Regions from separate parts of the Mus musculus genome. Here all the other regions are linked to region 1. The links are chromatin loops, found by intact Hi-C in ENCODE. Cell type or tissue: left cerebral cortex. All regions are shown on one strand.

Region 1 (8,000 bases):
AACGGCTTACTTGGGTCCTAAAACTTGGAAAGAATCCTGACATCTGTCAGGCTACTGGACGCCAGGCTGCGAGTCGGTTGGGTAGTTTCCTAAACGGCTCTTCACTTAGCAACAGCCTCAGGGGCCTGGTGGAGGGGGGGGGGGCGACGAGAGAGGGCGTGAAGAGGGTGCTGGGAGGGCAAGGGCCAGCGCACATTGGTTTTTTTAGGGGACCATGGGTGTGCCTGAGAAAATCTTGAGTCTGTCAGCCAATTTACCAAGAAAACGAGTGCAGGTGGGGCCTGCTGAAACATTCCCTGTTCTGAAACATGTTTTCCAGCTCAGCCGTGCGTGTGCGTGCACACTTACTAACATAGATCCCCACACAGTCTCCAGAGACTTTAAACCCCCTACACCCACCTAATTTACTGATATCCTTGGCAGGAAACGGCTCAGACCAGGTAGAACACAAACTTAAAAGGAAGGAACCAGGACCACAAACTTTCTGGAACTGATGCCGGCTAGAAAGCAAGATTCGGGTGCCAACGGACCCTGTGGCCACAAATGGACAGAACTGGTCTGCGCCCTGCAAACGTTGGCGGCTTACTTTTTAATTAGTGCATGAGAGAAAGAGACAGAAGCCGGGAGTACAGGCATCCCAAATCACCTCATTTAGTATTATCGCTGAAAAGCTAGACGCCTGGAATTCTCTCTCTCTCTCTCTCTCTCTCTCTCTCTCTCTCTCTCTCTCTCTCTCTCTCTCTCTCACACACACACACACACACACACACACACACTTAGGGCATGTGCTTTTCTTTAGGTTTCCCACCTTTCCACCAAGCTAAAGGAGGAAGCGGGAATCCAGTACTGCGCGGACACCTTATTTCGGTTTCTGCCACATCTGCCCAGATGGCTTCCTATTCCCTCCAGCAGCCTCCGAGGGCTTCAAGAGTTTTCAAACGCCATGCCACTTGCTTGAGCTGGCAGCGGAGAATGTCCGGGTTCCCTCTCCGGGCAGCGGAGGTTTCTCTAGATGGTAGTCCTTGGCAGATAACCCAACAAAGTGCCTGAAGGTCCCACTCTGCTTCTCCAGCCTTCGGTCAGAAAGGCTGTAAAACAAGAAAGGAGAAGCAGAGTCTGTTAGCACAGCCCGCTTGGGGGGGGGGGGGAGCGCGGCTGCGTGCCGAGAGCCGCTCGCAGCGGTCGTAGCAGGTGCGCGGTCGGAGGAGGGGCGGTGCACCCGGAGCAAGGCCTAGGCTCAGCTCCGGCCACCCCCCCCCAAACTTTTCTTTTACTGCGAGAGGCTCCGTGTTGCCATGAAAACGGATTTTCCAAGGGGCCCGACCCTCCCCCTCAGGAGCATCGGACTGGAAAACCCGAAATGGCCAGACAGCAGAGACAAAAAGGGGCCTCTAAGCAGGGGCCCAGAGCGAAAAAGTGAAGGCTCGTTCGCCCTTTGCATCCTAAACCCGCTCCCCAGGAGCTACGTTCGAGCGCCTCCCCCGGGCACAGGCCGAGGCCACTCCCCACTCGCACTGGCAAACCCCCCATGGAGCCTCACAGCCAGGTGCGCTAGCAGTCCCGCTCCCCGGCCCCCGCCCCTCTCTCGGTCCTGCACGCAGTGGCCCTCGGGGTGGAGGGTTCAGGCAACCGGCTACCATCAATTCCAAGGAAGGCTTCTCAGTGGCTCAGCGTAGCGCACCTCCGTTATACACTCAACGTCCCAAGCATGCCTGGACTGCTAGAGGTCCCCAGTGTCCTTAGCGCTGGCAACAGCAGGGTTTGGAGGTCCTCCGTGCAGACGGCGGGCGGGGAGCTTTCCAGGTGGGCCATGGGATGGGGCGCTGGTCAGCCTAGTCGAGTCTGCAAAGTTGTTTCCGAACCCCGCGGGCGCTCCTCTGCCCCTCCTCCCCCCAGTCTCGCTTGCTCGCGCGCCCTCTTCCCCCCTCCTCCCTCACCTCCTCGGGTTTCTCGCTCTTTCAAACTTTTTGAGACCCTAATTGGTGGTCTCAGAGCGGGTCTCGTGGACTCCCGCCTCCTGAAAAAGCTCTCATCACGTCACTCGACCCAAGAGGGGTCTGGAGGGTGAACGAAAGGGCTCCCCGAACTTTTTTTTCCAAGCTGGGCCACAGGGGGCTCGGTGTTGATTGGCCAGGACTCATCACGGCGAGCCTGTCAATCACGAGGCCCACGGGTGGTGAGGGGGCGGACCGAGCCCCAACCCTCCCGGATCTGAGCAGGTATATAAGGGACCGGGCAGGCTTCCCGGGCAAGCTGCGAATGCGACCAGCTCGAGAGAACGCATCAGGTGAGAGAAGCCCGCGAGTTCCCGCCGACTTTGCGCGGAGCCCTTCGGCTAGCCTGCCCTTCCCGCCTGAGCTGCCGGCCCGCCGGCCCCTGAGCACCACTCCGACGGAGTCCCCCGGCCTTTTCACGGTGGCCGCTCCAGCCCCCGGAGCGCCGTCTCCTCCCGCCACGCTGGCGCACCTCCTTCCCGCCCCGGCGATGTACAGCCTGCTGGAGACTGAACTCAAGAACCCCGTGGGGCCGCCCACCCCAGCCGCGGGCACCGGCGTCCCCGCAGCTCCCGGCGCTGCAGGCAAGAGTGGCGCGAACCCAGCCGGCGGAGCGAACGCAGGCAACGGGGGCAGCGGGGGCGCGAACGGCGGCGGTGGTGGTGGTGGCGGCGGGGGCAGCGACCAGGACCGCGTCAAGCGACCCATGAACGCGTTCATGGTGTGGTCCCGCGGGCAGCGGCGCAAGATGGCCCTGGAGAACCCCAAGATGCACAACTCCGAGATCAGCAAGCGCTTGGGCGCCGACTGGAAACTGCTGACCGATGCGGAGAAGCGGCCGTTCATCGACGAGGCCAAGCGACTGCGTGCGGTGCACATGAAGGAGTACCCGGACTACAAGTACCGGCCCCGCCGCAAGACCAAGACGCTGCTCAAGAAGGACAAGTACTCGCTGCCCGGCGGCCTCCTGCCCCCGGGCGCCGCCGCAGCCGCCGCCGCTGCCGCCGCAGCCGCCGCCGCCAGCAGCCCGGTGGGCGTGGGCCAGCGCCTGGACACGTACACGCACGTGAACGGCTGGGCCAACGGCGCCTACTCGCTCGTGCAGGAGCAGCTGGGCTACGCGCAGCCCCCGAGCATGAGCAGCCCGCCGCCGCCACCCGCGCTGCCTCAGATGCACCGCTACGACATGGCCGGCCTGCAGTACAGCCCCATGATGCCACCCGGCGCCCAGAGCTACATGAACGCCGCCGCCGCCGCTGCCGCCGCCTCGGGCTACGGGGGCATGGCGCCCTCCGCCGCGGCCGCCGCCGCCGCCGCCTACGGGCAGCAGCCCGCCACCGCTGCCGCCGCGGCCGCCGCCGCCGCCGCCATGAGCCTGGGCCCCATGGGCTCCGTGGTGAAGTCGGAGCCCAGCTCTCCGCCGCCCGCCATCGCTTCGCACTCGCAGCGCGCGTGCCTCGGCGACCTGCGCGACATGATCAGCATGTACCTGCCACCTGGCGGGGACGCGGCCGACGCCGCTTCTCCGCTCCCAGGCGGCCGGCTGCACGGCGTGCACCAGCACTACCAGGGCGCCGGGACTGCGGTCAATGGAACGGTGCCGCTGACCCACATCTGAGCTCCGGCCCGCGCTCCCAGCTCTTCGCCCCCACCCCGCCCCACACCCCCCACGTTGGGACGCCTTGCTGTTTAGCTTTGCTCGCCTGGGACCGTTGCCTTGTACCGAAGATGAGGAGGACCGAAAGTTTGGCCGTAACTGTCGGGGTTTTGTACAAAAGCGAGAAGTCCCGAGCAGCGGAAATGGGACTTGCTAGAGCCGCTGGCTTCTGACCACTGCCCCTCCCTCCCCCTCTGGCTGGGAATCGCTGTGGTGTTTGCGGAGAAACCGCGGCCCCTTCCTCTTCCCGGATTCCTAGGTTCTTCTGTTGCAGTTGAAAATGTCTTGTTAGTTTGCTATTAATCGAGAACTGAGTGAGGTTGCCCGCCCCCAAGAACTGCAATGCCTCCACCCCCAGTCGTATTGCTTCTGTTTTCCTCTGGCTTTTTTTTGGGGGGGGGGTGCTGGCCGCGCCAATTGGCGCGACAGCTAAAGCCAATGTTAATTTATAGCCAGGTGTGCGTGTGTTTCCCGCCTTGCCGCCCCTGGCCGCGGGACAGCTCTGTCCAGTGCGCGTTTAGGCTGTTGAGTTTGTGATTTCTGCAGTGATCTATTTGCTATTTCGTGTACGCATTTCGTTCGGGTGGTGGGGAAGGGGTTATTTTGTTCCAGGTTTTTTCAAAGTTTTGTTCTTAATTGCTAAGTGAGAGATCAATAAATTTTATAACCAATATGCTGGAGTCCTGATAATTTTGCGGGTCCGAAATTTGAAGTGCGGGTTGGGAATGGGGATAGTCTTAGTTTTATAACTGAGTTTGCAGACCTGGGCGGGGGCGGGGGGGGGAGCATGATGTAAAATGATTTCCTTTAAGCTATTGGAGATCCAAGCTACAACCGCCCCCAATACTCTCAAGTGGGAACTAGTCTCAAGTGGAGAAAACCTCTGTCTTCTGGGAGCACCTACCCAGAGGCAGCCCACGCTACCTGAGCCGCACACCCCACGCGCAGTCTTGCACTTGTTGATTGCGGTGGTGAGTGCCCGGGATCGAGTGTCTGCTTCCGCAGCGATGCAGAGCGGGAGGCAGACACCTGCGGCTGCGGAAGACTTACCAAAAGCTGAGCACTTTTACCTCTGTGCACTGGGGCGGGAAGATACTCGCTGAGTTGAAATATTTACAAAACGAAAGCCCTTCGGAAATCTCAATGATCGTCTTTAAAATAAATGGTTACAGACGTCCCCCTTAAGGAAATGAGTATTTCCACCGCGGTAGCTAACGCGGGAGAGTGAGCGCTCAACACCGAAAGATTGGATTTTAAAAGTTAGATGGTAGATGGGTCAGAGTTGTACAACTCCTCCCAAGGCTTGCTTTGAACTTGTCAAAGCAGTTTACTTACTTGTTTTCTAGAAAGAGGCTCCCTCTCATGTCGAGCCTAGAGCTTGGTTTTTACTTCCCTTTTCCTACTTTACTCCATCCCATAACCACTGACCATTCCATGGTACCACCCCTAAGGGTCCTTCGAGTCGTATGGAGCCCCAGCGTAGCTGTTTGGAGCCTAGGAAGGAAACAAATAGAACCCGTGTTTTTAACCCCCTCCTCAGCTGTTTGAGGTGATTTCCTTAATCCCTTTAATCCTGTTACCTCGCTATCCCAGAATAACTAAACTCGGCTTTTCCAATAAGCTTGGCCTGGTGCACTGTTTTTATCCTCATCCACTCCTGACCACAGGTTTCTTTGCTTGAGGTCTGTTGGGACCATAGGCGACAGTCCTCTGTAAATTGGTCCGAATTCCACGTTTCCAGCCAGCTTCCTTTGTGTGGACCAGCCATTCACCTGCGGGTCTGGGCGGGCCCCAGGGGGAGGGGCGGGGGTTTCTGAGGCTTCGGGGGTCGTGCCCGCTTTTTACACATCACTGCAGATCCCGGAGACTAAAGCCACCCCGCCTCTCCAAGAAAGGTCGGGTCTCCCTGGGAAGAAGTTTGCACAGCCATCCCCACTCCCGACACACACCCATCCCCCACTGTCCAGCATGAGGTGGGAGGGGGCCAGGGTTGATTTACAGATGCAGTCCCATCGCCCTCTTCGCAGGGCTCTTCCTGGGCCTGCTGTGTTCAGACTGGGCCTCTTCCCTCCTCTCCTCATCCTAAAGCTATAGACCTCAAGCCCCTCTTGACCGATGGGAGCTTCCATCCTTTACTGCAGTGATTGGAGCAAAGCGGCAGGCTGCCTGGTAGGCGAGACTCTGCCCCCATCCGCCCCCCCCCCCCCGCCAAAGTCCCAGTAGGAAGCTTGTCATACCTACCACCATATTCCAATTTTTCGGTCTTTGGCCTTAAATAAAACATCTGCCTAAGGTTATTCTAGATTTTGCTCTGAAATGACTCCAGGAAAGGGTGGGGTACAAACAAGCAATGCCCCCCACTGAGGGGGCGGTGGAAGAGGGGGAATAAACTCTGACACTGCTTCTTTGGAAGAGCTCATTGTGCTGCTGCCTTCTTAGAAGTGCCAGGGTCACCCTTTCAGCATGTCGCACATACTGCACTCTCTCTCTCTAAATATCCATGGCTTTGTGCTCCACTTTGTCTGATTTCCAAATTGCCTTTAAGAGAAGATTTCATCAATCAGTACATTTGGAGGATTGAAATACAGATGAAAGATAATGTTTTTAAACTTCAGCAATAGGGAAGAGAACCAGACTGAAGTGGGATGAAGTTTCCGTTCTCTAACCCGGAGCGCTCACACCAGAATCTGTCCTCCTCTACACTGCTCTGTCTACCAGGGACTGCTCCTTAATCTGTTTTTATAGAGTTGCGTTTCTGATAAGGCTTAATTCAAAACAGCAACAAAATCAACACGTGCCCAGACTCCAATCCCTTCGGCCTTCTCTGGCAGGTTTTGTCACCAAAAGGGGAAATGACAGTGTTCAAGGTTGCCTAGCTAGTTCCAAATACAGCCTAGTGGAGAACCAGATTCTCAGGTCCCTGGGAAGGATTCATTTTGCTCTGCCTGCCACAAAAGGAAGACAGAAGCCAAGGAAAGCTTAGCCCCAGTTGCCTCTGCAGCCAAAATCCACCAAGACCTGTGGAGAAAAGAGGTAATTCTGGAGATAGTAGGCTCTGCTTGGGCCATGGCATGTACGAGGAAAACAGATCCTTACCGACACAAAAGACCAACGTCTTTTAGTTTCCCTGCCAGGACCACAGCTATTTTTAGTGGGAATTATCCTGCTAGAGATTTGCTTTCCTGTCCTGACACTACATCATTTTCCTTATTAATTCCCCTCCTAGACGTCCACATGGGTGATGCTGGGTATTCAAAGTGCAGGCAAAGAATGCTAAGCAACCTTGTCTGTCATAGCTGTTCTTAATACTAGTTATAACCGCCTCACATGTCCAGGAACCAGGAAAGAGTAAGTATGATTTTTTTTTTTAAAAAATGGCTGCTGTGTAATTATCACAAACATTTATGGAGTAATTTAAATAACACACTAAACCATCCGAATAGCAAGAGAACAATATGTCAGAACTCTTATTTAGCAAGTATGACCTTGACTATTTAAAAATAAGTATATATGACAGGAAACATGCAAAAAGGGCAGTAGTCTGAATACTGGCAAGTCTTCTTTATACTCTTTAATTTTCTCTAATATGATTATATTTCTGTTATCAGGAAAAAAGGCAGGTTTAAAATATATGCCTTCCCCATTATGAACACTGAAATGCGTCTCTTGTAAAAGAAAGTTCAAACCTTTCCTTCAGCTGTTTTGGGGGATAGGAGGGGGACGGGGAGCCCCAGGAGGAATAATCCCCTAGCTTTTCTCTAGGGCTGATGCTGCAGTTAATAGAGGCAGGAGGAGCTCACCAGAGCAACCCCCTGCCAGGTCCGCTCCTCAGAAAGCAGGAACAGAGGCAGATTAGTGACTGGCTCATCATTCTTCAGACTCACTCACTGGAGAAAAGGACCTCCTTTGGAGTCATGCCTAACAGTCTTGGATTGCAAGGAGCAGGGGCCACCAGGGTCCCCCAAGATCTATGGTCACAGGTGGTCCAGCAGCTCGTGCTGTTTTCTTGGGAGAAGCAAAGAGCAAGTCTGGGGATGGGATAGTGATTGGAGGAAGAGGGGACTAGGTGAGCAGCATTTTCTTCCTGTCAGCCGCCACCATCTTCATCCCTCCCTCCATCTCTGCCTGAGCTCCCACCTGTTCTCTGTGCTTTCATTCTGCTGCCTCTGTCCCAAACTAGCTCCCTAGCATATGCGCATAAATTCCATTATGCTATTTCCCTTTGCAAATAAGTTTCTGCTAGTTTCCAGGACAGAGATTTTAGGGGGAAAATCCTAACTATTGCAAAGTTTTGTGTGATCAGTTTCTCTCTACCTTTCTGAGCTTAACTACTTTTATTTTACATATTT
Region 2 (8,000 bases), 340 kb after region 1:
AGGCTGCATATGTGGCAGAGGATGGCCTTGTTGGATATCAATCAGTGGGAGGAACGGCCCTTGGGCCTGAGGGTTTCGATGCCTCAGTGTAGGCAGAAAGGCAGAAGTGGGTGTGTGGGTGGGGAAGCACCCTCACAGAGGCAGGGGGATGGGATCGGCAGTTTCCGAAGGGGAGACTTGGAAAGGGGAAAACATCTGAAATGTAAATAAAGAAAATATCCAATAAAAAAGAAAAAAATATGAGCTCCTTTAATCAATCACATATCTTGGGATCAGACTTCATGTTTCATACTTACAGATCCCTTCCTGAAAAGAGGTAGTTTTAGCGGACCCTCTCATTGACATTTGTAAGTCAGCTGGAGAGTGGCTTTGAAATGGCCAAATTCCAAATAAATAATCTTGCTCTCCCCCTCCCTCCCTCCCTTCCTCCCTTCCTTCCTTCCTTCCTTCCTTCCTTCCTTCCTTCCTTCCTTCCTACCTACCTCCCTCCCTCCCTCTCTTCTCCTCTCCCCTCTCCTCCCCCCTTCCCCCCCCCCGGAGTTGGTCATAGGACAAAAAGCTTACTCTCATCACTGCAAATGAAGGTAAAGGCACAAAATGGGTAATCATGTGAGAATAAGTGCATGGACATCAAGCACCTTTCTGAGGTAAGGTCCTTGGTCATACCTGGATTGAGCTGACGGCTCTAGTCATCTGCTCCCGTAAAATTTATGCGTTGTGTGGCCATATGAATCAGACACTGTACTGCTCATTCAGGATTACCAAAAGAAACAAGACAAACAAAATACCTGCTCTTGGTATTGCTTTTGGCATACGGTATTCCAACCCACACACCCATATACCTATTAAAATTACAGTTGTTTCTTAGTTAAATCTGTGCCCAGAATGCCTCACCGATTCCACCAGAAGAGTATCCTCTAGCAGTAGAAACAAAGAGAGAGAAAAAAATCAAGGGGGAGTCCATTTATATATCTTTAGAAAGAGATGCAGCTGGAACTGCAGAATGCCTTTTAGGCTTGAAGAAGCATCACAGAATCTTACTTGATGTGCTTTCTATCTTGTGTGGTTTGGAAGAGTTGTATGAACAAAGGCTTCCTAAAGAAATTCTTATCAGAGAGTCCATCGCCCCAGTCTGGGTTAAGGAAAGGTCAATAGCCCCAGACAAGAACATCTTGTAAGATGCTGAGCTGCCTCCACTCTGGTGGCTTGCTTCTGGACAGCAGGACACCTGCCAAAGCCAAACTTCCCAAAGTACTACTTGGATAGTGGTACTTGGATGGTACTGCTTGGCTCCAGATAGAATCTATGAATAGTCATTTGAGACCCCCTAAACTTTGGCCCCACCTCTCCTACCCAATATACTCAAATGGTACTCAATAATCTTCTTCCAAAGAAGGTTTGCCTACTACTCACTTTTCTGGACCCAGTTTAAATCCACCTTTTCCCAGAAGCTGTGGTTATACCAGAAAGAACCTCTTTTGAGCTCTACACAGCTTTCTCCTGTGCTCTTCCCAAGCTAGAAGTCCCTGCTTGGCTACATATTTTATCATCCAAGGCAGCATCAACTCTTTGAGGATAAGGATTATTTTTACGGTTTATATCTCTTCTCAGGATCTAAGACAGTCCCTCAGTGTTTACACAATGCAATACCAAGTTGTTTCTTTGCTTCTTTTTTCTATCAAGGAATTCAGTTCATAGTCTAGTATTCTTTTAACATATCGGTCAACTATAAATTTTATCCAAAGTCATATTAATGAAGTGGGAACAAATCTGATGTGAACTTAGAGGCAAGGTGCCTTTACTAAACCTGTAATGTTTTATTCACAGTCTTTGGAAGACTCTGGAGGAGATGTGGGGTTTTTTCATGTCCTACTCCTTCCATATTTTCCCTTCCACCACCTCCACCATACCCGTTGTACTGCATCATCACCCCCTCTCATTCAAAACCACACTAGCCTTTTAGATACCCTAGGACCTTTACTTCCATAGTCTCTCTGCACTTGCCCCTTCCCCATATTCTTTCAGGGTACTAGCCCCTGGTTGCAAAGTGTGGTCCTCAGGCAATTTCAGGAACTCTAAGGATGCTGTAGTACTTATTCAGAGTGATGGTCCTAAGTCATGAGTGTGACATATTTACAATTAATACACAGACTGTGATATTTATGGAAGTTTAAACTACATAACAGTAATCTTCAGCTCAAGTACAATACCAGGGTTTTATTTGCTGATTCCTACGCTTATTTTGTTGCCTTTGCTAAAATAAGTATGGACTTCAATATCTGACCAACTTGTATTTATAGAGGGAAAACACTCAGTGAGCTCAGCACTGCTGTGAACACTAGAAATTGGGACTTCATCTGCTATTTGAAATGACCCTAGCAGACACACAGTTCTATTTACTTAAGAAAAACTGGGGCTGGTGGGTATTAACAGACTTGTTCAAAATCGTCCAGCTACCTTGTGGAGCTAGGGTTCTATTGGTCCTTTCAGTAGAACAATACCATGGTTATGCCATGGTGTTCCCTTAAAGAAAGCCCAGCTCATTCTAATTTGTCTGCTACTCTAAAACTGAGTCCTCTGGTATGTAACGGTCGGGAAACCTTTTACATTCCTCAGCAGAAGGCTACCAAGGCCACCATCTTATTTGCACTCCTTGTCTTAAGGTGAGCGGACTCGGCCCATCACTTATTACTAGCCCAATCACTATGGCATCTATTCGAATCACCACCATCCAAAGCAACTTTTCCAAAGCGAGTAACAACCTAAAATATATTAACTCCATGGTTTCTTCCCAGAAATTGGATGCATGGTATAGTGGGGTAAACCCAGATGTCTAATCTTACATTTTGGTACAATGGATATGAATTGGCAAAGACTATCAAAGCAAGCAAACAAACAAGAAGAATAAAATTTTTTTCCAAAAACAAACAAATATCTATGCATTTCCCCTTTAAGAATTTAAAATAAGGTCACATTTATTCATTCAACAAACATTTATTGAGCACCAACAACTGTACTAGGTGCAAAGAAATAACAACTTGAACAAGATAAACCAGGCTCCCACCCTCACTGGATGTGTTTTGCTTTAAAGTCTAAATGATATTGCTAACTATGTGATATTTGATGTTCTGTAATAGAGTTATATTTTTGGAAAGTCAGAGTCATAGGAGGCCTCTTCTGGAATACTTTTAAATTTTTTTTATGGTAAACTTGATAGAAATCTTTAACTTAGAGAAGGAAGATCAGCAGTCTCTGGTATGGTTTCAACAAGCAAGTTGATGGTCAAGTTGACTGTCAAGCAGTAAGTTGGTGGATGGTGGGCAACCAAAGAAAAGAGGCAGTTTAGACCATTCGGTTACGCTTGTGCAATGGAGAGTCTGCAGAGCCATCACCAAACTGGGCAGAGGTGCGCTTGCGGACTCCCCCACTGTCCAGGAGGAGAGTCAGTTCTTCTGAGCTCAAGGAGTTAGGATCATTTTCGAGGAAGCTACTTTTCCATCGCCCACTGCTGGCAATACCTCCATCTTGAGATGAGGAACCTGGAGGGCCAGATCGCATGCTGATGCTTGCCATGGCACCACTGAGGCCATGGAGAGCAATGGCCTCGTGGAAGGGCTGTAGGTCGACGCCCACAGGTGTGCCGGACTCAGTGGCAGCAGCTTGAGTGGAGGCAGCCGCCGGTGGCCTGGGGGACATCCGGGGGGTGCGTGGAGGCTGGGGTGTGGGGGGAACTTTGCCACAGAGGAAGCTTATGAGGTCTTCCCGACGAATGATGCTCCTACCCTTCTTCACCCACTCCAGCACGTCTCTCACACGACGCTGGTAGCCAACCTGGACGCCCAGTTCAAAACTTCTCTGGTAGGCATCCCCGCTCTCTTTGTAGAGGCTGGTCACGGCCATGGCCGCGTTCTGGAAGGGGTCCCACATAGAGAGTCCTGGCTGCTGGCACCCGGAATCTTTGTAGAGCTGGGCCACTGCCGTGGCTGAGATCTGGAAGAGGTGCCAGAGCCTCTGGCGCTCGATCTTGAGCCCCGCCGCATCGGCAGCCGCCTCCTCCTGCAGCTCCGGGGACAGCTGCTCCGCCTGCTCCGCCTCTGCAAGGCACTGGCGCTCCCACTTAGAAAACCAGGGCCCGGCGACCTCGGCCTCACGGTCCTTCGGCTGGTCCTCCATCCCTCGCCGCCGCTGCCGCCGCCGCCGCCGCCGCCGCCGCCGCTGCCGCCTCTCCTCCTCCTCCTCCTCCTCCTGGCCGCGCGCCCCCCTCCCCTGGGGTCTCGGCCGCCGACTGTGCCCGCTGCGGCTCCTTCACCTCCGCCTCAGCCTCCGCCTCCGCCTCAGCCTCAGCCTCCGCGTCCTCCTCTGCCTCCACCGCAGCTCACCTCAGGCTCGGGGCCGCCCTCCGCCTTCCGCGTCCGCCGCCACCTTCACGGGCGCCCCTCGGCGGGCGGGCGGGCGCGGGAGCCGAGACTCCGACCGCTCGGGCGAGCGAGCGAGCAAGCGAGCGAGCGCCGCCCGGAGCTCTGGTCCCGCCCCGCCCCGCCCCGCCGGCCCGACCCGGCCCGGCCCCCGGCTGCAGCCTCCGCGGCCCGCCGGCCAGAACTCCAGCGCCGCCGGCGCCCCTGCGCTCCCGCTTCCGGGCTCGCGCTGTTCCCCGCCGGCCGCTCGCTGGCTCGCGGCACAGCGGCCTCCCCGCCTCCGCGGGCCAGGCCAGAGCCGGCCAATCCGCCCCGGCACTCGCTAGCGCCGCGCCTGCCGCACTGAGGGCTCGGAGGTGGCCCGCTGCAGAGCTCCCTCCACGCCGCGCTCGACCGGCGCGGGGGGCCCCTTTGCACACAATATTTTTTGGGTGGACTTGTCAGCTTCTTCCAAATGAGCTGGTGAAATTTTACAGCCCCGTGTTGTCACTGAGGATTAGGGGAGCAACTTTCTGTTGTTTTTCACATCTGGGGTGCTGATTAGGGAGGCTGAGGGGTAGAGTGGAAGACCCGTCCCTTTAGTGAACTAGACAGGCGATATGGACCCTTTGGCTTCTACACTTAGAAGAAACACGTGGCATAATTCGGTCAGTATTTTGTCGAGGGAGAAAAGGTAACTGCTCCTTTCTCGTCCTCTTAGGCCTCAGTTTCCCCAGATGCCCAGTGAGGAACCTTGTCTCTGAGGAAGACTTGAAGGTCTCTGAGAAAGACTTGAAGGTCATGATTGCGAAGCGCCCTGCTGTTCTCTCACAATACTTCTTTGGAACTAGTTGCATACTTCTCAGATTCTGAGAGGGATGGCCAGACATAGCACTGATCTCCTTAGTCTTACTGTAAAGGTTTGTATCATTTTAAAACTTGGGATGGTAAGGGGTTCTGTGTGATCCACTTCCAACTACTCAGGACACCAACATTAAGAAAAGGAGAAAGAAAATAACTGAAAACTAAAAAAGAACTTTCTACTGCAGCAGAAAATTCGGACTCTTTTTGAAAAGAAAGTAAAATAAGAATTGCCTAATTTCCAACACCCTAAAATTCCAGCTAGTTAAAATGCAATACCAAACTAAGCTGCAAGTTATGGGGGACTGTCTTTTCTTTGGACTCAGTATTAGTTCCTTTCTAATGTTGCAACCCATTTTCACTGCAAGCAATTCCAGAACAAACAAAACATGAAATTAAAGTTGAGCCAAGAATAACATCAAAGGGGGGAGGAACAGACATGTAATCTTTTTTTTTTTCAAATTTAGGGGAGGAAAATCAGAATTTTGTAGTTTCTAGTGTAGAATATTTTAAGTATCCAGAAAACCTTACAAATATAAATTTCAATCTTCTAGGAAAGTGTTTGATAATTCTTAAGTATTAAAATTAGAATGTGAAAAAAATGATGAGCATCATCATCCTGAAAAGAAATACATGTTTCTAAATGAAATCTGAAGGTCAAGAGGGAGAAGTAAGGGAGGTGGATGAACAGGAGGTAGAGGAGGAGGAGGAGGAGGAGGAGGAGGAGGAGGAGGAGGAGGGAAATAAGGAGAAGAGACTGTGCCCTTTCTCTACAAACCAGGCTTTTCACGATTCATTAAACCTTTTTTCCATATGTGTAATTGGACGCTTCTCATTTACATAAACGAAGGATGAGGCAAAAGACCTAAGATCAGCTCCCCAAGAGACATGTTTCTCATTCTCCTACATGTATACATGTAGATGTAGATGTATATGATGTATATGATATATATGTATGTATTATAGACATAAACCCCAGGAAGACAGAATTCTCTATACCTCCAGCTCCCACCAAACCAAAAACACTTCTTGACTGGAAAGTCAGCCACAGACCTACTCAGGGCGCCTTACAGCATTATCAGAGGCACATGTTTTTATCTTACTTTTTCCTAAGTGAAAAGCTTGTACCATAACCCACCCACCCCCACCTAGCCCCTCCCCCGCCTCTCTCTCATTCCTGATTGGGTTAAAAACCAAGAAGAAAGAGTGCAGTGTCTTTTAAAGAGTGCAACCCTCTGCTTGGGCTTGAGTTGTCTGGCTGGTATCCTCCATTCACTTGGTTTCAGCACCTGATTAATTAGTTAATTAGTACTTAGAGCTGACTAGCCCCCACTTGGCAATTTTCATGCCCTGCACAGTAAAATGTTGAATCCAACACTGAAATTTCTGTCACACACCCTAATTATTATCACCCCACTACTTTTAAAGCCATTGCACCAAATTGTTATAGACAGAGTTAGACAACTCTGGGAATATTTTCTCTCTGAGAATTCAGGATAGACTTAATATTTTTCACTGCTGTCCTGACACATTTAAGTAAAAGAATTAAATGAAAAAATCTAATTCAATTAGCCTTCAACTCTTCCCATTGGTGGGAAATGATTTTATACAGGAGAGATGCTAGAAGAATCACATCAAAAATGTTAATAACGTTTCATCAGTTTTCCAAACACTGAAGAACATGCTTATAGGACATGTCTATCTGACATTAGATTTCATACTAGATAGATGTCAAAGAATAAAACATAGACACAAAGTAGAGAGATCCTTTTTACTAACTGTAAGAAAATGGTGCTATGCGAGTGTGAGGATGATGCTTAAAATTTTTTACGTAGTTTCGGAATGAGTTTTCTATAGGAAAAAAAAAAACATTCTTTGGCCACTGCCCCATCCTTCCATAACTTTGATGTTATGGGTAAGGTTAAAATGGCTTTTGAAAACACTAGGATATGAACCTAAATGACTCTAATTTTTGGCACTTCTTGATGTACCATTACTAAAAAGGGACTGGTATATCAATGTTTTCCAATATTATTTGTGGCCATTTTTCCCTGGAAACAATCTTTCTATATCAGTACAGTGGGCTGCCTGCAATTGTAAGAGCTCAATGGTACACAAAACTGGATACACAACCTCACAGACCAGTAAATGGGTTGGACTGAAAGCAAAAGTAAACACCAACCTTAGGAAATGAAAGAAGTTAAAAGATAAGTGTTAAGGACCTTATTCTTTTTGGAGAATAAAACAAGATTTAGTAGCTTTCCACTTAATTTAAATGAAAAGAATCACTACCTTACATATTGCAGTGATAATGTAATGGGGAAAGAAAACAAAAAAGTCTTTGTACAAATGACACCTCCTATAGTTGTTGTGAAGAAACTTTTCCCCTTGGTATCTGCTAACAAATTCTAATTAATGCTGCACATTCCTTTACTGAAATCATTTAATGCGGAACAAGGGGGGTAAAAAGAAATGCTGAATGCTCGTGATTGCCCTGTTAGAATTATGGGAGTGAAAGCCTGGGGCCCCAAACTTACTGTCTATTAAAGCCAAGCTTTGAAAAAGAAATGCAACCTACAAAAGCTGTCAATCTCCCTTGCCCCTAAAGCCTGGGTTCACATGGATTCAAGTGACAGCCCTCCTCCCCCATGCACAATACATCAATCTGTCTCTCCCACAAGCACCCACAGCCCATTGTGCTAGCCGCAGGTGCCTATTATGGCACCCATGGCTGCCTCCCACAGC
Region 3 (8,000 bases), 150 kb before region 1:
GCACTACATTTTTTATTTTCTTCAGTAAGTCTTCACTTGTGTCATATTTGTTCCTTAAATCCAAAGTTGACCTATCATTCAAGAACTAGTCAAACTCTTTAACAATACCAATAACAATGACAGAAATATCACATGGTACCCCATTGTGTTAATCAGCCTTCCCTTACTATATAAATGCCAGAGACAGTGAATGTGTACTGTTTGAAGGTTTCAGTTGATGGCCAATTGGCCTTGATGTCTTTTGCAACTGTGATGAAGCAGGACATCATGGAGCAGCATGTGGTGGAGCAGGCACTTACTTTGTGGCCAAGATCTGAAAGCAGAAAAAGTTCAAGGGCCAGGTCCCACTCCCTCCTTCAAAGGCATTCCTCCAGTAACCAAAAGACCTCCTACCAGGCTCAAGCTTTTATAGATTCCATACCCTCCCAATAGCTGGAAGCTGTGCACCAAGCTTTTAACACACAGGCCTTTGGAGATTACTCCAGACCCAAACATTAATATACAAAATCAACATATGTTAATAAAACATAAGGATTTCAGAATAATAATCTCTAGAAAGAAACATAAAAGGACTTACTTGAATGTAACTGTATTAATATACTGAAGGATACAAACCATGGTAAGGCTGGACCATGCTTTGGAAGAGTTCGTTTTCTAGAGCTTTATCTTAATCTAATCTAATTTTCTTCCTAACACTGGAAAATATCAATCTAATCATTCACTGGCGCAAGTAGATGGGTAAGATTAGTCTTTAGAAAAATATTAAGATATTAATATTAAGATAGCAACATGCATGCCCTATAAAAGTATCAAAACATTTTTATTGCAGTCATTGGAACAGGGAAGATACAGTGAAGCCGCAGCAGCGCAACCACTATGACTGGCTTTTACCATGTGGCCCAGGGATCCACACTCAAGATGCACATGCGTGTCCAGCAAGCACTTTAATGGCTAAGTCATATTCCTAGGCATTGAATGGTATTTTTTAATGCAAAAATTCTATGATAATTATGAAAAATGCTTTTCTTCTATGTGCCCTCTATATACTTTAGTTTCCGTTTTCTAAAGAAGATCATATGGTGTCATATGGTGTAAATAGCCTATGTTGTCCAGAGACCAGGTTGATGTGTGTGCCCTGTGCTGGCCGCAGAAGGCTATTGATAGTGTCTGACGCCCATGCACAGCAGATGGCTGTGCTGATGTCCGTAGTCTGTACTGCCACCAGAGTCCATGGTATGTGCTGAAACAAGAAGCCTTGTGGATGTCCATGGTCCATGCTCCCACTGACCATAAAGGACAAGGAAGTGACTTTCGCAGAGGTATCAACAATTACAGACTCACAGTGGAGAATGAGAGACATAGAAGGCTTCTGTGACAAACTCTCCCCACTACACTAACCCACCCCCTAAATGAAATAGCCTTGGCAGTAAGGCCCTGAAAAGAACTCTTAAAAGTTGTGATAAGGATGCTGAAGTGTATCTCTTTTCCCAATATGTGTGGGTGGGGGTGGGGAAAAGCTAAGTTTTCCTTGAGCAGCAGGTCACTTGAAGTTTTACCATGCTCCAGTGGTGTATGGGCAACACAAACTGGACTTCGTATGATTTCTCCATCTCCTCCTTTTTTCGGAGGAGGTCATAAGGGTTGGAGGAGAGTGGACCCGAGAGTATTAGGAAGTGAGTGTGATCAGGGTGCATTATGTGAAATTCCCAAGTAACCAACAAAAATATTATGTTGAAAGAATAGTATAGTAGAGTCACAGTAACTGTTTAAAAAATTATTCGACTAAGAAAACATAAAACTGGAAAACAATTCAAAACATAAAACTTGAAAACAATTCACTTTTTTCCAAATCATGCATTATATACAGGACCCAGGTATTAACTGAGCCATCATTAGAGGCTGAGGCATCTGAGACCCTGTCTACACTGTCTCAGGGGAGGTAAATGCATGATCACAGGAGAAGGAAAAAAAGAAACACAAAAAAGACATTGGCTAGAGGTTTGTAAGGCAGAGGTTGAAAGGCAGGTAGGGAAAGGCTGAGGATGCTGGTACATGTGTTTGGCACCTTGGGACCTCTGACTTTAGGCTCATTAAAAGGCTAAATGATTTCTTGGAAGCTTTTAATCTGCAGTTCTGGATATATTGACCCTGTTGTATAGCCAATGGCTTTGGTGGGATCATTATAACATACCCATGACACAACGGAAAAACTGTTGTCTCCACTTTACACATGCAAAGAGCAAGGTCCAGGCTGGATTAAGCAAAAAAAAAAAAAAACACACACACACACACACACAGGAAAATGAGCTCCGCCAGTCCTTAGTGGGTGATAGGACTATGTTCAAGTAGCTAAGGTCAAAATTTCTTTTCTTTCTTTGTTATTTTCTGAGACAGGTTTTCTCTGTGTAGTCCTGGATGTCCTGAAATACATGCTGTAGATGTGGCTGGCCTTGAACTCAGGGATCCACCTATCTCTGCCTCCTGGATGATATATATATATATCAAGATCAAAGTTTCTTAGCCTAATGCTTTGTCACATAGGACTGCAGAGTCACCAAGATGAGAGAATTCACTCAAGACTGGTCATGACATTTTGTTGTCTTGACTTACAATTGCTTCTGAGGAGCACAAGGGTGGGTGCTGTGGTTCTGTAGGTCTCTCAGGTTAGTTTCCCATTCACCCAACTGCTCTTTCCCCGATTCTGCTCATACAATTTAAGATTTCATTTCTACATTTATCTTGACGCCTCATTGTTACTGCAATGTCTTTCTCAGCATAAAATGATCCCAATACAAATATTAATATAAATGTCCAGGATTTTTGGAATTTTTGTAACAAAAGATTTTTCCATTATACCAAAAGAATAGTGTGAAATTCCTGACACTGGTTTAAAATTTTACCTGTGAAAGATTTGGCTCCTGAGATCTTGGATGAGACTGGCACAGACCATATCCTCTTGGTACTGCCTGTGTGCACTTGCTATCATAATTGGAATGTCATCACTTCTGTTGCTCAAAAATTATGGTCAAAACTGGGGACACTACTCAGGTGATAGAATGCTTGCCCAGCAAGAATGAGGCTCTGTATGCTATCCCCCAGCGTTATATAAAACGTAGTAGGATGTTGTACACCCAAAGATAATCCTAGCAATTGAGAAATGAAGTCAGCATCAGCAGTGAAAGTCATCCTCAGATAGGAGTTCTCTCTCTCCGGAGTTACACGTGACGCTGCCTCAAAAACACATAGTTAGCTTTGGCAGAATATGACGAGGACATTCAAGAATTCTTCTAAACAACCGTGCATCCAGTAAAACCACTATTTCCTAAAAAGCAGACAGCAGAGGTCAGCAAAGCCCATTCTACTTTTTCTCCCGAGGAGAGAAAGGCCGGGCTTTGACTTTCATGTTGCCGATTTCAGACCCTTTTGCAGCCCCATCCTTCCTCTCAAGGCTCTACATAATAATTGAAAGATGGGCTCTCCTGGATAGAAAGAATGAACCCTAATCAGCCAGTATTACTAAATGAGCAGAAACAAAGCCATGGCTTTGGGGATGGTGCAATAAACACAAACACCACAACAGGCTTCCAGAGACATTATTTTGAAATGAATACGCTTCGCTCAGAGTTGATCAGAAACAGGTGATATAATACACAAACAAACACAAAGCACATATACGATATGTATCACACTTGACTAAGAAGACTGCAATTAAGGGCAGCTATTTAAAACTATAATTGATAATTTTTAAGTAAATATACCCTTGGAACCAAATGCAGATGGCAAACCCACTATACGGCTGACCCCTGGGCATGAAGAAGAAATAAACAGGAGGTACATTCCATGCTGTTAATTATTTTCACTGCTACAGTTGTTTGCTATATAATACAGGTCAAGGGGTTAGCCTGAAGCTTCTCCTAATATATTAGTAAATAAATTTGAACAGATTTTAATTTGCTAATGGAAAGGTCTGGGCCAGTTGCAAATAAGAGGCTACTTTGTCTCCCTCATTAGCATGCAACCAGGCCTATCTTTCCCATTCATACAAAATGTTACATTTCCATAAAGTGTAGTGTAATTTGTCAGGAAAAAAAAATCTGGGAACTATATTAGAATAAAGATAAATTTGTATCATGTGGTCATCCTCCACATAGAGTCTTTATGATAATTGCATGTCTAACACCTGCCTCTAAATAATACTGCCTGCCAAATAATGCCACTCAGAATCTTCATAGTATGTAAAAATGACCGAGAATAAAGCAGCTATTCCTCTGGATGCGTTTCTGTGTGTTTATACTTAAGAGCTATAGCCTTTATTGCTATTCAGTAGCATGTCCCAGGTTTTGTTTAGACCATGACTCGCTTTCCTTGAGGACTTAGGATCCTTCTGAAAGCTGGTATTCAAATACCAGGACAAATCACTGCTTGCTCTCTAACAAAAGCCCCAGAGCTTGAGGTAAAATGACCACATTGTCCATCATTTAATCAATTTGTATTCAGTGTCCCTCCCTCCACCCTAACCCTATTTCCACAGTCATTTACTTGATACACTAAAAACAATAACCAAAATTTTTAGGATTAGCCTTTCAGACTAAATCTGGTAAAGAACCCACATTCAAAACTTTGGAATCGATCTATTCTTTCTTTCTTTTTTGTCTTTTTTTGTTAGAGAAAATGTCTTACACAGCACAGGCTGGCCTTGAACTCATAGGGAAGAATGGCCCTAAACTATCGATCCTCTTGCCTTCACCTTCTCAATGCTGAAATGACAGGCCTGTACGACAACACTTACTTTATGGACTTCTGTGGTTCTGGGACTATTCATGAAGTGCAGAGATTGAAGCCAGGAATTCTTGCATGTAAGGCAAGCATTTTCCCACCTGAGATCATTCGCAGCACTAGAAAACAAATCTTAAAATATCCCTTCTCTCCATTCTTCCTTATGGTGAGCGACTTGACCTAGGAGGGAGGGAAAGAGAACAGGCCTGTACCCTTGCTTGCCCATCATCCCCAAAGCATCCCTCAGGGGCAGACTAAAGAAAGCCAGGTAAACTGACAGGCTCCTCAGTCAAACTTTAGGGCTCAGAAAGAGATATTGTGTACAAGAACCTAACAGAGTCAGGGAAGAGCAACAGTGGTCTCTTTAAAAGAGAACTTCAACTGAAGCTGAGGGAGCATGTCACCCTCCAGGATGATGGCACAGAAAAGCAGCAACAGGAAAAAAAATCTAAGAAAGCCAGTCATGTAAGGCCTGACAGAAAAAGCCCCTGAACTACACTTGCGTGGGCTTTTATTCCTTCATTTGGTTGGTAATTTAAATCTGCATTTTCTGACCAAAACTCTCAAACACATATATCATACTAGCCTAATACTCTGTAGTTTTAGGAAGCACTCTGCATATTCTTGCTGGATGAGATGTTTACTACAGCCCTGTGCAATTGGTAGGTGCAATGACTAACACAGCAGGGAGTTGGGTACTAGCCCAAAGATCACAAATTCCAAGCTCTCCACTGTCCTATGTCTCCAAAATGAAATATCTGAGAGTCCTTCCATAACCCAGAAGTGCTTCTCCACATCTTCCTCAGCCTTAGCTAAGTCCCCAAACAACTCTGCATCCCCCAACCCTCTTCTCTCAGCAAAGTGCATGCCTCTTATGCAGGGATGGGAAGGGATGTGTTTAGTTTTCCTGTTGATGAGCTCCTTGTGGGTAGAAGAGGAGCTGTAACTACCCCTTCATTTCTCAAAGATCTGACCCTATGCAGGTACAACCTAGTGATCTCTGGAATGACTAGCTAAGGTGCTGAAGTGGATTCACCTAAATCCCCAATATGGATGGTACAGCAGAACTTGAAATCCCCTGCTATTTGACCAAAGTGCAACTCAAAGAGAAGCGGGGTGGTGGGGGGCAGGGGGAAGAACCCTGTGCCTGTCTAGATTCTCCTAAAGGAGTCAGGCATCTTGCCCCCATCACTCTGTAGTTTTGGTGTCCTACTAAAAGACCACCTTGCAAGGGACCAAATTTAAAAAGACAAGCAAAAGAATAAGATAATGATTTTGTACTTAATAACCGCAACAGAGATACAATAATTAAAGAGGTCCAGGTAACAAAACGCTATTCTACTCAACAAGCACAGGCCCCATTCATGATGAGTACTCAGCCACTCACCTGCTATTCTATGCAAAAATTGAGGACCTTATTTTTAATACTCTCAATCAATACATTTCTGGAGTACTGTCATCTTCACATTGAAGAAGTGCAGTCCATTTTCAAAAGAAATAATTGCAGGCCACAATAGCAGAAGACACCTGTTTGGAGTACTGGAATCTTTTTAGCCGTTGTCCCCTCAGAAAATCTCATAATAAAATGCCAACAGGAAATTGACTGCTGGGCTAATGTGCACTGAGAGCCGTCCTCCAAAACCTGCTGCTGATCTATTAAGTAGCTAGCTGTTACCTGTCATATAGACTTAGCACTATATTAACTTTAACATTTGTTTCTCTGTGGCGATCCCTTCCTGTAGCATTCACTGCACAGTTTAGGTAACCGGACATAAGAAATGGACAGGAAGGAATGCATTTGTTAATCCTTATGGATTTCCAAATCTTTAAACCGTCCTTGGAAATTGGAGGAACGAAGCAGCATCCGAGGGCAGGCAGCTCAAGGATTAGATGAATATATGCCAAAGTCAGGTATTTTTAGTTCAAAATATCTTTCCTCCTGTTAAGGTAGGGAATAGACGTTCAAGACTCCCAACAGACATCTTAGGGAGTTCAATCCTTCATCCTTCGGCTTCAGCTTCCCAAGTGCTTCACGCTTTTTTCTATTGTCTATTTTTCATGTACATGCTAAGGCATTCCTCGTATACATTGCTGAAATGTCATTAAAGCACAATTTTACCTAAAATGTAGCCAGCTAATATGAGCTTCGGTGTTATTTCTTCACACATGCAAACAATTGAAAGGACGCTGAGGAAGATGCTGAATTCAGAGCATAGAGGATTGCTTCAGCTATTACACAAAAAATTGGGCCTTCAACCAGAAAATCTTGGAAAACTGACTTGCAAGGAAAGAATTAGGCAAGCCTGTAAACCCAATAATTGAAACACACAATAGGACATTTCCCCTCTCTTACAGTTACCTCAACTCTCCACTTAAATACAATGACGAGATCTGAGTGAGCATTTTAAAAGCAGACACGATTAAAGTTCTAAGTCTCCACACTATATTTGCCTTTATAGACTATTCATTAGCCCAACATGGTGGCACACACCTTTAATCCCATCACTCAAGAGGTAGATGCAGGTAGGTCTCTGTGAATTTTAGGCTATCCTGGTTGACATAGAAAGTTCCAGGCTAGCCAGAGCTATATAGCACTATAAAAAAAGGTTGCAAATCCAAGCAAAGTTGCAGGCTGGCAAGAAAAAAAAAACCCGAATACCAATATGATTAATGGACTTTTTGGCTAGAAATTCTGTTTATTCAAAGCCTGAAAGATTTATTATCCATTCCCATAAGATTAAAGGGTTAAAACTTCTTAGATTTTTGCTAGTATATTTGCCTGAACATACAAGTTGAACAGGTATAAAAACGTATAGAGGGTTGAAATTAAGTCACATAAAGCCACACTATATTCCAGCTACTTTTGATTTATTTGAGACAGGGTCTCACTTTATAGCTCTGACTGTGCTAGAACTCATTGTATAGACCATGCTGGCCTTGAACTCACCAAGGTCCTCCTGCCTCTGCCTCCAGAGTGCATAAAGATGTGTGCTAACATCTCATTCCTTTTTATAGGAGGGAAATAAAAAGTTTAGAGTCATTGCTGGGAAAGGTGCTAGAATAAACCTTCATTGAGTTATTTTATAAATGAATCTGTATGCCTGTGATTGATTGTATATGCTTGGCCCAGGGAGTGGCACAGTTGGGAGGCATGGCCTTGTTGGAGTAGGTGTGGCCTTGTGAGTGTGACCTTTAATACCCTTGTCCTAGCTGCCTGGGAGCCA

The links. A loop is a pair of places that touch in the nucleus more often than their neighbours do. Peaks named below come from ENCODE experiments on the same cell type or tissue, not always from the same donor. Only the 100,000 strongest peaks of a DNase experiment are listed, where the experiment ranks them.
Region 2: a loop joins it to region 1, with 2.7 times the contacts of the local background. A loop is called at or near these places in 2 of 42 quality-filtered maps.
Region 3: a loop joins it to region 1, with 8 times the contacts of the local background. A loop is called at or near these places in 3 of 42 quality-filtered maps.

What each region holds. Positions count from the first base shown.
Region 1 is chrX:60,887,690-60,895,689 of GRCm38, reverse strand. It overlaps Sox3 (SRY (sex determining region Y)-box 3), which reads left to right and starts at 2,260. Exons shown (of 1, transcript NM_009237.2): 1 at 2,260-4,324. The coding sequence starts at 2,260. The coding sequence ends at 3,612. It overlaps Gm38438 (predicted gene, 38438), which reads right to left and starts at 2,037. Exons shown (of 3, transcript NR_155290.1): 1 at 1,938-2,037; 2 at 809-1,088. In left cerebral cortex, no CTCF peak of the experiment used is centred here; DNase peaks (open chromatin) are centred at 3,027, 3,487, 3,760, 4,568 and 2 more places; H3K4me3 peaks cover 1,138 bases.
Region 2 is chrX:60,544,192-60,552,191 of GRCm38, reverse strand. It overlaps Gm715 (predicted gene 715), which reads right to left and starts at 4,184. Exons shown (of 1, transcript NM_001271548.1): 1 at 2,975-4,184. The coding sequence starts at 4,173. The coding sequence ends at 3,343. In left cerebral cortex, no CTCF peak of the experiment used is centred here; DNase peaks (open chromatin) are centred at 4,041 and 4,739; H3K4me3 peaks cover 1,290 bases; H3K27ac peaks cover 564 bases.
Region 3 is chrX:61,038,698-61,046,697 of GRCm38, reverse strand. It overlaps Gm14664 (predicted gene 14664), which reads right to left. Exons shown (of 3, transcript NR_155291.1): 2 at 4,790-4,956. Among named protein-coding and RNA genes, the nearest start is that of Gm14664, 31 kb to the right of the region's middle. In left cerebral cortex, no CTCF peak of the experiment used is centred here; a DNase peak (open chromatin) is centred at 3,352.